Linked DNA regions of Homo sapiens: region 2 is linked to region 1. Evidence: read pairs that join two places in POLR2A ChIA-PET (ENCODE). Cell type or tissue: HepG2. All regions are shown on one strand. Each heading gives the region's core, and the rest is flanking DNA. Links, peaks and the distances in the headings are about the cores only.

The links. Peaks named below come from ENCODE experiments on the same cell type or tissue, not always from the same donor. Only the 100,000 strongest peaks of a DNase experiment are listed, where the experiment ranks them.
Region 2: POLR2A ChIA-PET joins it to region 1 with 5 read pairs; 13 of 35 experiments call an interaction of 5 or more read pairs at or near these places.

The regions. Positions count from the first base shown.
Region 1 is chr1:43,006,032-43,010,988 of GRCh38, forward strand. No RefSeq gene overlaps it. Among named protein-coding and RNA genes, the nearest start is that of SLC2A1-DT, 49 kb to the left of the region's middle. RefSeq lists enhancers at 1,620-2,327, 2,328-3,036, 3,037-3,744 and a silencer at 2,557-2,851. In HepG2, for the core only: no CTCF peak of the experiment used is centred there; DNase peaks (open chromatin) are centred at 2,610 and 2,870; H3K4me3 peaks cover 653 bases.
Region 2 is chr1:42,950,349-42,955,305 of GRCh38, forward strand. All of the region lies in intron 1 of SLC2A1 (solute carrier family 2 member 1), which reads right to left. It also overlaps the pseudogene ATP6V0CP4. Among named protein-coding and RNA genes, the nearest start is that of SLC2A1, 6.0 kb to the right of the region's middle. RefSeq lists enhancers at 1-523, 2,058-2,127, 2,250-2,544, 2,778-3,722. In HepG2, for the core only: no CTCF peak of the experiment used is centred there; no DNase peak of the experiment used is centred there; H3K4me3 peaks cover 2,699 bases.

The DNA.
Region 1 (4,957 bases), core at 304-4,303:
GCTCTCAGGGCTCCCTTTCCAGGAATGGGGGCTCTAGGCCAGGCTGCCAGGGTAGGGGAGAGGGCGTGGCCATGTCGGCCCCTATCCCCAGGTCGGCTGATAAGCTCCAAAGCAGTCGGGACTGAGGGCCTTGGAGCACAGCCATCAGCCACCCCGTGCCCCACGGTACTAATGAGGCAGCCACCTCCACGCCCAAACGCTGGGATGGGGGCCTGGCCTCTTAGCTCTCTGCTCCCCCTCTCTATCCTGGGTGGTCTTGCCCATTTGTTAGCTTTGGTGGGGGGATGGAGGATTCCTCTGCAAAGGACTGAGCTGTGGGGTCCCTGGGGGAGGGCAGCTGATTCCAGTAGAGAGGACACTTCCCTCCCAAAGTGTCTTTGTTCCCTAAGAGTCTGACCCAATTCTTTTCTTCCATCTGCCCCTGGATTGCCCTGCACAGAGGACAAAGGACCCCGGCGAAAGGGGTGGGGGAAGAGCAAGAAGGATCTCAAAGGGTCATTCTAGGGTTCACTCTCCAGCACCCCTTGACAGGATCTCTTGCGTGTGGGGAGCACAAGCCGACCTGTGCACGTGTGTGAGGTCAGGCGTGGACAGGTCTGTGGGACCACACGTACGGGCACGCGCACGGGGATAGTGAGTTCCATGGAGGCATCCTGTAGTAGGGAACCCGCGACGGTGACGCCACAGATGGGGTGCGGAGGCTCTGGTGGCCCCCAACCTCCATCAGGCCAGCCCTCCTCGCTTCCTTTGATGTGGACAAGACTGCCTTTTTTTTTTTTTTTTTTTTTTTTTTGAGACGGAGTCTTGCTCTGTTGCCCAGGCTGGAGTGCAGTCGCGAGATCTGGGCTCGCTGCAAGCTCCGCCTCCCGGGTTCACAACATTCTCTAGCCTCAGCCTCCTGAGTAGCTGGGACTACAGGCGCCCGCCACCACGCCCGGCTAATTTTTTGTATTTTTTAGTAGAGACAGGGTTTCACCGTGCTGGCCAGGATGGTCTCAATCTCCTGACCTCGTGATCCGCCCGCCTCGGCCTCCCAAAGTGCTGGGATTACGGGCGTGAGCCACCATGCCCGGCCGACAAGACTGCTTTTTAACCTTGTTGGAAAGAGCCACTTGGAGATCAGCCCGTCTAGGGGGACTCTTCTCGCCTCTTAGAGAAGAAATTACGGGGCGCAGAGCCGTGCACCCGAATATCCATGCATCCGAATTCCAACTCCGCTCAGAAGCCTGGGGCAGACTCCCCGCCCCACCCAGCGAACGAGCATGTGGCCGGGACCTGGGTGAGGATTTCCTCGCCAGCCCTCCTTGGCACAGAGCTGTGCATCTCACGACTCCTGCGCGACCCCGGGCCAGGCCCTATTAGTGTCTGGGCTTCGGGCATCTAGTCTGCAAAACCGACTGTGTCGCTTTTCTCGGGCTGCGGCTCCGCTGGGGAGGCTGCGGCAGGGGAAGGCTCGGCAGAGCGCAGGCCGCGGCCTACTGTGCCCAGCAGCCCCCGCTGCCCTCCCCTTTGGGGCCCCGGCCCCCCGCCAGACAGGTATCGGGCAGCCCCGCCCCGCCGCCGGCACACTGGCAGCTTTGTTACCTGCCCTGGCGCGCCCGGCCTACGAGCGCTACGTGCTGCCGGCCCGCGGCCCCCTCCTTCCCCTCCCCTCCCCGTCCCCGCCCCACATTCCCGGGCCTGGGGCTGCGGCAGCTCCAGGCGGGTCTTTGTGAAGCTGGACTCTGGCACCCCTCTCCTGCGTGGGCTTTTGGGGTCGGGGCCCTAGCGCCCTTCGCCCACTTCATCTCGCCCCTTTCCTTGCTCGGCCACCCTCAAAGAAGCCAGACTTCGCCTTCCCGTCCCCTGCGACCCCCCTGCTTGCAATGGCCGCCTTCCCCACCCTCAGTCGCACCCTAAGGCCCAGTTCAAAGGCTGCTTCTCAGAAGCCTCCGCTGATTCCCAGTTTTAATCACTCTCCCTGGGGCACCCGCTTTGCCCTGATCGCTTGTCTTTGAACCCCTCCAGGTCCTGGGTGGGGCCGGCATACTGCCTGGCCGCCCAGGAAAGTCTTCTGTGGGTGATAGGATGAGTGAAGCTGGAGACCGATAGGGATGGAAACCGAGGTCTCCCAAGTCTAGCGTGGAGTCCCGTCCACCGTCTGGGCTGATGTCTGAGCTTCCCTCTCGGGACTCCGTGTGTGCCCTGAGGCCCTTCATTCGCGTGTCCATGCCCAGCCACACTGCACACCCGGTACCCCTGGCCTCCCAGCCTTTTCCTAGGCTGCCCCTTCTGCCGGATACACTCTCCAGCCACTAGGGCAAAGCCGGCCTCTCCAAGGGCCATCTCTCCTGGAGAAGCCGTGCCTGATCCTTGGGGCTTTGCGGTAATCAGTTCACCTGACTTTTTGTTCCAGAAGCATTACATGTAAGTTACATTTGACCTTCACTGCAGCCCTGCAAACTAGTGATGCGATGTGGCCCGAAAGTGGCTGGCCTGGGATTTGACCTTGGTTCTAGAATGACGTCAGACTTCACAAGACATCAAAGACGGGTTCTTTCTTCCACCGCGTGCTGTGGCCTTTCTCTCCCAGGCCTTCCCCCAAGGACAGATGTTCCTCCCCACCTAGCCCCGTCTCTCCTGCTTTCAAGCTGGAGCAGGGCGGGGTTGGGATTCTTGCTCTAGGGCTAGGCCAGGGGCTGGGTCCCCTGTGGCTTTGGGCCTCCTTGAAGAATTTCGAGGGAGGATGTGCAGGGCGTGGGGAGAGGTGAGGCAGGAATGTGGGGCTCCGGAGGGAAAGCAGTCAAAAGTGGAGAGGGCCTCCGGAGGTGGCTTTCCCAGGGCCCTGGGAAGCAGCGGCCTGTTTGAATGACAAAGGTTCCCTGGAGAGCAAAGGAAAGCTCTAGAGGATGGGAATGTGGGAGGAGGAGGGTCAGAAGGGTGGGGAGGAAGCTGCCCGTGGGCTCCCATCTGCAGCGGCCCTTTCAAGTCCTGCTAAACCCTTAACAATAAGAGGAACTGACCAGTGGACACACGCAAAGGATGATTAACGTAGTTCACTGAAGAAATACAAAAACCTGTGAAAACGCTAGAAATCCCAAAGTACAAATGAAAAAAAAGAGTATGCTTTTTCCTATCTATAGAACTGGTCAAGATAATAGAAGTGAAAACACCAGATGTTGGTGAGGTGTGGGAAAGGGAGTGCTTTTTTCACTGCTAAGGAGGTAAATTGTACCACTTTTCTGCAGGAACATGTCACAGTATGTACAAAAGCCTTTAAAAGAATTAGAATTTGACTTAGCAATTCTGTTTCTGGGGCATATCCTAAAATAAAAGATTATTTATCCCAGTCTTATTTATAACTGGGAAAAACTGGAAATTCTCTAAATGTTCAATGACAGGGAATTGGGTAAGTAGGTTATGCCTCATTCGCAGACTGAAGACTGCAGAAATTAACTGTCATGTTCTTGAAGAATATGAAAGACATGGGAAACACTGAAGATAAGCTGGTAAGTGAAAAGAGGAAGTTGTAAAACAGCATGACTCCAATTTTATACAGTAACTGTATAAATAATATCTACCATGCATGGTGCTGGACTGGGAGCCAATCCCAATCTCCCATTCGAGCATCACAGCAGCCCTGGAAAGAAGATTCTAGTAACTGCATGAAAAAAAAATAGATATATATTGAATACATATATTTTGCATATATAATGTATATATTGAATATATATATTCAAAGAAATATATATGCGAGGAAATGCAACAAAATGTTAACAGCAAGGGGAGAGGGCATGTGTTTTTACTTTTTTCCTTCATTCTTTCTAATCTTTTCCCAATTTTCTTTTTTTTTTTTTTTTGAGACAAGTTTCACTCTCATTGCCCAGTCTGGAGTGCAGTGGCGCCATCGCAGCTCACTGCAGCCTCCGCCTCCCAGGTCCAATTCTCCTGCCTCAGCCTCCCAAGTAGCTGGGATTACAGGTGCCCGCCAACACGCCCAGCTAATTTTGTGTTTTTAGTAGAGGCGGGGTTTCACCATGTTGGTCAGGCTGGTCTCAAACTCCTGATCTCAGGTGATCCACCTGCCTTGGCCTTCCAAAGTGCTGGGACTACAGGGGTGAGCCACCACACCTGGCCCCAATTTTCTTCAATAAAAAATATAATGAAGACATTACCAAATTTGAAATCACAAAAATTATTTGTTCAAAAATATCTTCAGGATCCCCTGTTTTGGGGGTGGGTGGCAGTTTTCCCTTTATTAATTTACTGGGGTTTCCATAACAAAGTACTACAAATTAAGGGGCTTAAACAACAAAAATGTATTATCTCACAGTTCTGGAGGCTGGAAGTCTTACATTAAGGTATTGGCAGGGTTAGTTCCTTCGGAGGGCTGTAAGGGAGAATCCGTTCCATGCCTCTCTGGTATGGAACATGCCAGGTGAATTCTGGTAGCTTCCCATGTTCTTTGTCTTGTTTCTTCTTGTGTCTCTTCCCATCTTTTTTCCTCTATGCTCGTCCATCTCCTTGTCCAAATTTCTGTGCCCCCTAGCCATTTTTTTTGTTTGTTTTTTGTGTATGTTTTTTTTTGAGATGGAGTTTCGCTGTTATTGCCCAGGCTGGAGTGCAGAGGCGCCATCTCGGCTCACTGCAAACTCTGCCTCCTGGGTTCAAGGGATTCTCCTGCCTCAGCCTCCCAAGTAGCTGGGACTACAGGTGCATGCCACCACACCTGGCTAATTTTGTATTTTTAGTAGAGACGGGGTTTCACCATGTTGGTCAGGCTGGTCTCAAACTCCCAACCTCAGGTGATCCGCCAGCCTCGGCCTTCCAAAGTGCAGGGATTACAGGCGTGAGCCACCGCGCTTGGCCCCAAATGTCCCCTTTTTATAAGGATACCAATCATATTGGTTTAGGGTCCACCCTAACGGCTTCATTTTAACTTGATTACCTCTGTAAAGACCCTGTCTCTAAATAAGGT
Region 2 (4,957 bases), core at 495-4,494, 55 kb before region 1:
CTGCTTTAAGCCCCACGTCCCCTGAGCTAGCTGCCCAGCATTCTCAAAGCCTTCCAGGCAAAACCACATCCTCCCTAAATAACCGAAAAGGTATGCATCCTATTATGGAATGTTAAATGTAAATGGCTCCTTGGCCATGTGTGGGTGTGGGGCCAGGATCTGGACCCTGGGGAAACTGACACCCCTGAGAAGATACACATTTGGTGGTGAGATGGGCAATAATTCAACTAAGAGAACATTAATTTGGTAAGATTGGGCACATGCAAAGTTCACTGTCACTCTCAGCAGACACATTTAAGTCCCAGCTCCTCCACTTGTGTGACCTTAAAAAAGTCCTTTCCTGGCTGGGCATGGTGGCTCACGCCTGTAATTCCAGCACTTTGGGAGGCTGAGGTGGGCGGATCACCTGAGGTCAGGAGTTCAAGACCAGCCTGACCAACATGGTGAAACCCCGTCTCTACTAAAAATACGAAAAATTAGCTGGGCGTGGGGGGCGCGCGCCTGTAATCCCAACTACTCGGGAGGCTGAGGCAGGAGAATCACTTGAACCCGGGAGGCAGAGGTTGCAGTGAGCCGAGATCGCGCCATTGCACTCCAGCTTGGGCAACAAGAGTGAAACTCCGTCTCAAAAAAAAGTCTCTTCCTCTAAGCTTCAGTTAATTCTCCATAAGAGAGGATCTTCTATGAATAAATGATATTGCTAAGGAAAGATTATGCCTGAATGCATGCTCCCAACACTCTTCTAGTCAATGGAAATTCAGCGATAAAACTATACCAAATCCCTGCCTATGGAACTTGATAGGTTAGTTGAAGGCTGGGGCAGAAAATAAATACATGTAATACATCAGGTGGTGAGTGGTATGAAGAAGGTGATGGGGCTGCTATTTCTTAATCATGGTGGGACATGCCTGTAATGAAGTATTATGCAGCTATTGGAAAGAATGAAACACATCTGTGTTTCACATAACATGTATGTGTTATGAAGAGTACCAGGGTAGATTGTTCAGGGGGGAAAAAAAGCAATAGGATGTACATATTGTGTAAGGAACAGGGAGTTAGTGAACTTGTATAGTGGCACTTGGTTGTATGTGCAGAGAGAAACACTGCCAGTATTTACCTCTAAGGGTTGGTTTGGTGAACAGAATGGGTTGCAAAGAACTATGCAGAAAGTGGGATCCAACTACACAAATATTCTATTTATAGGCATGTATCTACACATGCACAAAGAGAAGTCTTTAGGGTAAACACCAAACTGTCAAAACTAGAAGACACTCTTTCATTTATTATGCTTCTCTGTAGTTGGCTCTGTAACTTCTGAAGCTTTTTTTTAATCCAATTTTTTTTCCAGTCACATCTAAGAACTTTATTGGACACAGCTTGGATGCCAGGACCTGGTAGGCCCCACACACTGCCTGCTAGGCCCTGGACTGTCCAGGGCTGGAGTGAGGGTAGTTCATGCAAGGAAGTGTCAGACCACATGGTAACCCCACAATGCAACACTGTGGTTAGAGACTTTATATAGCTGGGAGATGGAGGGCTGCCCCACAGATGTATGAACAGGTCCAATCTTCCATAAATAAACCTACAGAAGAGAGAAAATTACACTGGAATTCATCCTTAGACGCAGAGTACCCTAGATGGGAGGGGGCATCCTCACTGGTCAGGGGGCCAGGATGGGTGATGAGGGGGCCCAGATATCCACAGCATGGGGCAGGCAGGGGCAAGGATGGGGTCAACAGATGATGGGCATTTGCACTAGGACACTGCATTCACAAGACCAACTACTGAAGGGATATGTGTCTCAGGCTGTTCATTCTGGAATAAGCAGGGGTGATCTTTATATCACATTCTGTGGCTGGTGGGCTCAAAGGCTACTTTGTGGAGAGAATGAGACCATGCAGTGAAAATGAGGATCAGGATCAAGCCCACAAATAGCCCGGGCTTCTAGGCAGCACTGTGTCCCCCACAGTGCTGATGACATAGCTGGCTGCCGGGCCACTCAGGCCCACACTCAGCCTAGCGCTTGGCTGGAGGAGATTCCCGTAGAGGCTGATGCAGTCGATCAGCGAGTTGGGGATAAGGACTTCCATCACCAGGTTGTAGATGGTGATGATGCCAGCCATGACCGCTGGGACACTGGACTTCAGGATCAGCTCCAGCCGCATAAGGGCCAGGGCCACGAGGCAGTGCTGCTCTAGGCTGTGCCACAGACAGCACACAGGGCTGTGGGATGGAGGCAAGGCGAGCCCAGAGCAGAATCTGTTTACCTGGGGCCAGAACCCTCTGGGAATAGCTTCTGCACAGCTGTGAGGGCCACACCCAAGTTATCACACGCAGCAGGGAGCTGAAGGCAGCCCCCACCTAGGGGCAGGAAGTCCTCAAGAAGAACTGCCACAGCTGGGTGATCAAGGAGCCCAGTGTAGCTGTTTGTTTCTTTCCTTGAACTGGGCCCTCCAGCCCAAGAGAGTCCACCTCTTCCTCCAGCAGAGGTGCTTATGGCTAGCTGGCCTGTCTGGGCTCCCACTGTGCTATGAAACCCAATCTGTGCTGCTCAGCACTCCCCAAGCCTGCTGCACAGACCACATGCTCCCCTGGAGCCTCAGTGCCGCTGACCCAGACAGCTAGCTCTCATCCCCAGTACAGCTGAGGACACAAGCTCCAACAAGAAGTGTGGCTGGCCTAAGGTCCAATGGTAGAGCTGTTTCTGATGGAGCCGTTTCCTCCCCACTCCCAAATGCCAGGGCAGGGGGAGATAAACTGGGCTAGGAGACATAGGCAGACTTCCTGTCCAGCAGAGGCCTCAGTAGCCAAAGGCTCCATCAGCTGAGGCCTGGCAAGAGCTCTCTCCCATTCCAGGGTGCAGAAGCCTCAGGGAGGCAAGTCAGTGTGGTCACAAAGAGAGGAGATGCTGTCTTCTTTCTGCCCAGGTTCAAGGCCTGGGAGCCCTGCTCAGTTACTGCAAAACCCTAATGTTTATGCATCAGCTACTGCCAGGCCTGGTGGCTGGAAGACAGAGCCTCAGGCTCCAGTCCACCCCTCCCGTGGAGAGAGGTAACAATTGGAGGCTTGTTAGGGTAGCCAGGGCTGGGCCTGCAGGCCTGGACACAGCCTCTCTGAGCCCATGAATCTGGTCAGGAGGCCTCCCAGCCTCCGCCATCATGGGGACGTCGGTTACCAGACTGCAGACTGAGTGAGCGGCTTTATCACCTTTATGCCCAGGAGTGAGGTGGGGGAAGGGGTGAGGTTGCAGGCCCCAAGCCAACACTGCACACTTTCCTCTTTGTTCCAGGCCTCCCCAGCTTTGCCAGTCTTGGGGAAGCAGGGAGCTGGATGGCTGTACCCTTGGTACTTGAGCAGAGCTCTGGGCCGACACCCCGTGACCAGGAGGCACTGGGCAAAGCTGAGCTCCTTGAAGTCACAAGCTGATTACGGGGGATTTGAGGCTGGCCCAGCTCCGGGGCAAATAGGGTCGAATCCCTGGATGGCTCGGTACTAGACAAGGATCATCTTGGGGCTGTTTACATCATTTGTACACCCAGACTGGCCTTACAAAGGGTCTTTCCACTTAAAATAGCCACTTCTCTAATTTAGGGCACGGGGCCAGTCTCACCACATCCACTGGGGGTAGCCAAGTCTCTATTTACTGAGAAGGAAACCAAGGCTCCAAGGAAAGCCACTTCTTCAAGGTCAGAGTTTAGTGGGAACATCTAGTGTTTTGTTTCCATTCACAGTAGAGTTTCAGTTGTCAAGTTACGTCTAATCCAACTTTCAGGCTCCTATGGCATGGCAAGTCCTGTGTCTGGGGATTCCTGCTCATTTGGGGTGGGTGGAGGATGGCACAGACAGGCATGTGGAGAAGAAAGCATCTTTAAAAAAAAAACACAGCTAGGCCAGGCGCGGTGGCTCACACCTGTAATCCCAGCACTTTGGGAGGCCGAGGTGGGCGGATCACCTGAGGTCTGGAGTTCGAGACCAGCTTGACCAACATGAAGAAACCCCATCTCTACTAAAAAAAAATACAAAAAAATTAGCCGGGCATGGTGGCACATGCCTGTAATCCCAGCTACTCGGGAGGCTGAGGCAGGAGAACCACTAGAACCTGGGAGGCGAAGGTTGTGGTGAGCTGAGATTGTGTCATGGCACTCCAGCCTGGGCAACAAGAGCGAAACTCCGTCTCAAAAATCAAAACAAAACACAGCTCCATAGAACGCCTCAAATCTTTTGTGATAGCCTTATCTCGGACAAATCTCTTCCCTTCTCTGGACTCAATTTCCCCATTTGTCAAATGGAGGGCTGGGCCATGGCTGGAAGGCCCCTCCTGCTCTGGGTTCCTTCCACCCTCTAATGTCATCCTGGAAAGGCTGGCAGCATGTCTTGGGGTGGGAGGCTCAGTGTGTGATCTTGGCAAAGTCATTTTTTATTGGACCATGAGGTCACTGTAACTTGTATCACAGGGCAGTTGTGAGGACCCTTGGAGTTAATGGACATGAATGTCCCTTTCAAACTATCCCAAGGGTGACCCAAATTCAGAAAGGTAGGCAGGAAGCCTAAGGCAAAAAAGCAAAGCAAAGAAGCCCAAAGCAGCGCAGGGCACTCACATGAGCTGACCCTCCCTGGCCTGGCACTCTCACCCATGTGCCATGCCTACTCACTTCCCAACAAGCCCCTACTAGGAAGAATGGGTTAGTGGGAGCTTTAATGATTTACCTGACTTAATACCCATGGGCCAGCATCCTGACTCCCCAAAAGCTCATACTGCCAGAATGCCAGCTTTTGGATAAAGGCCAAGGCCCAGGTACAAGTCACCCACAGCCCAGGTAAGGCATCATGGGAGTCCAAGGAAGCAAGAAATATTTATGGAGCATCTATGGGGACAGAGACGTACATTCTTTTCTGAATTCCTAGACACTGTAATGATGAAAACTGGGCAACTAAGCTAAGCTGGGATTCAAAACCA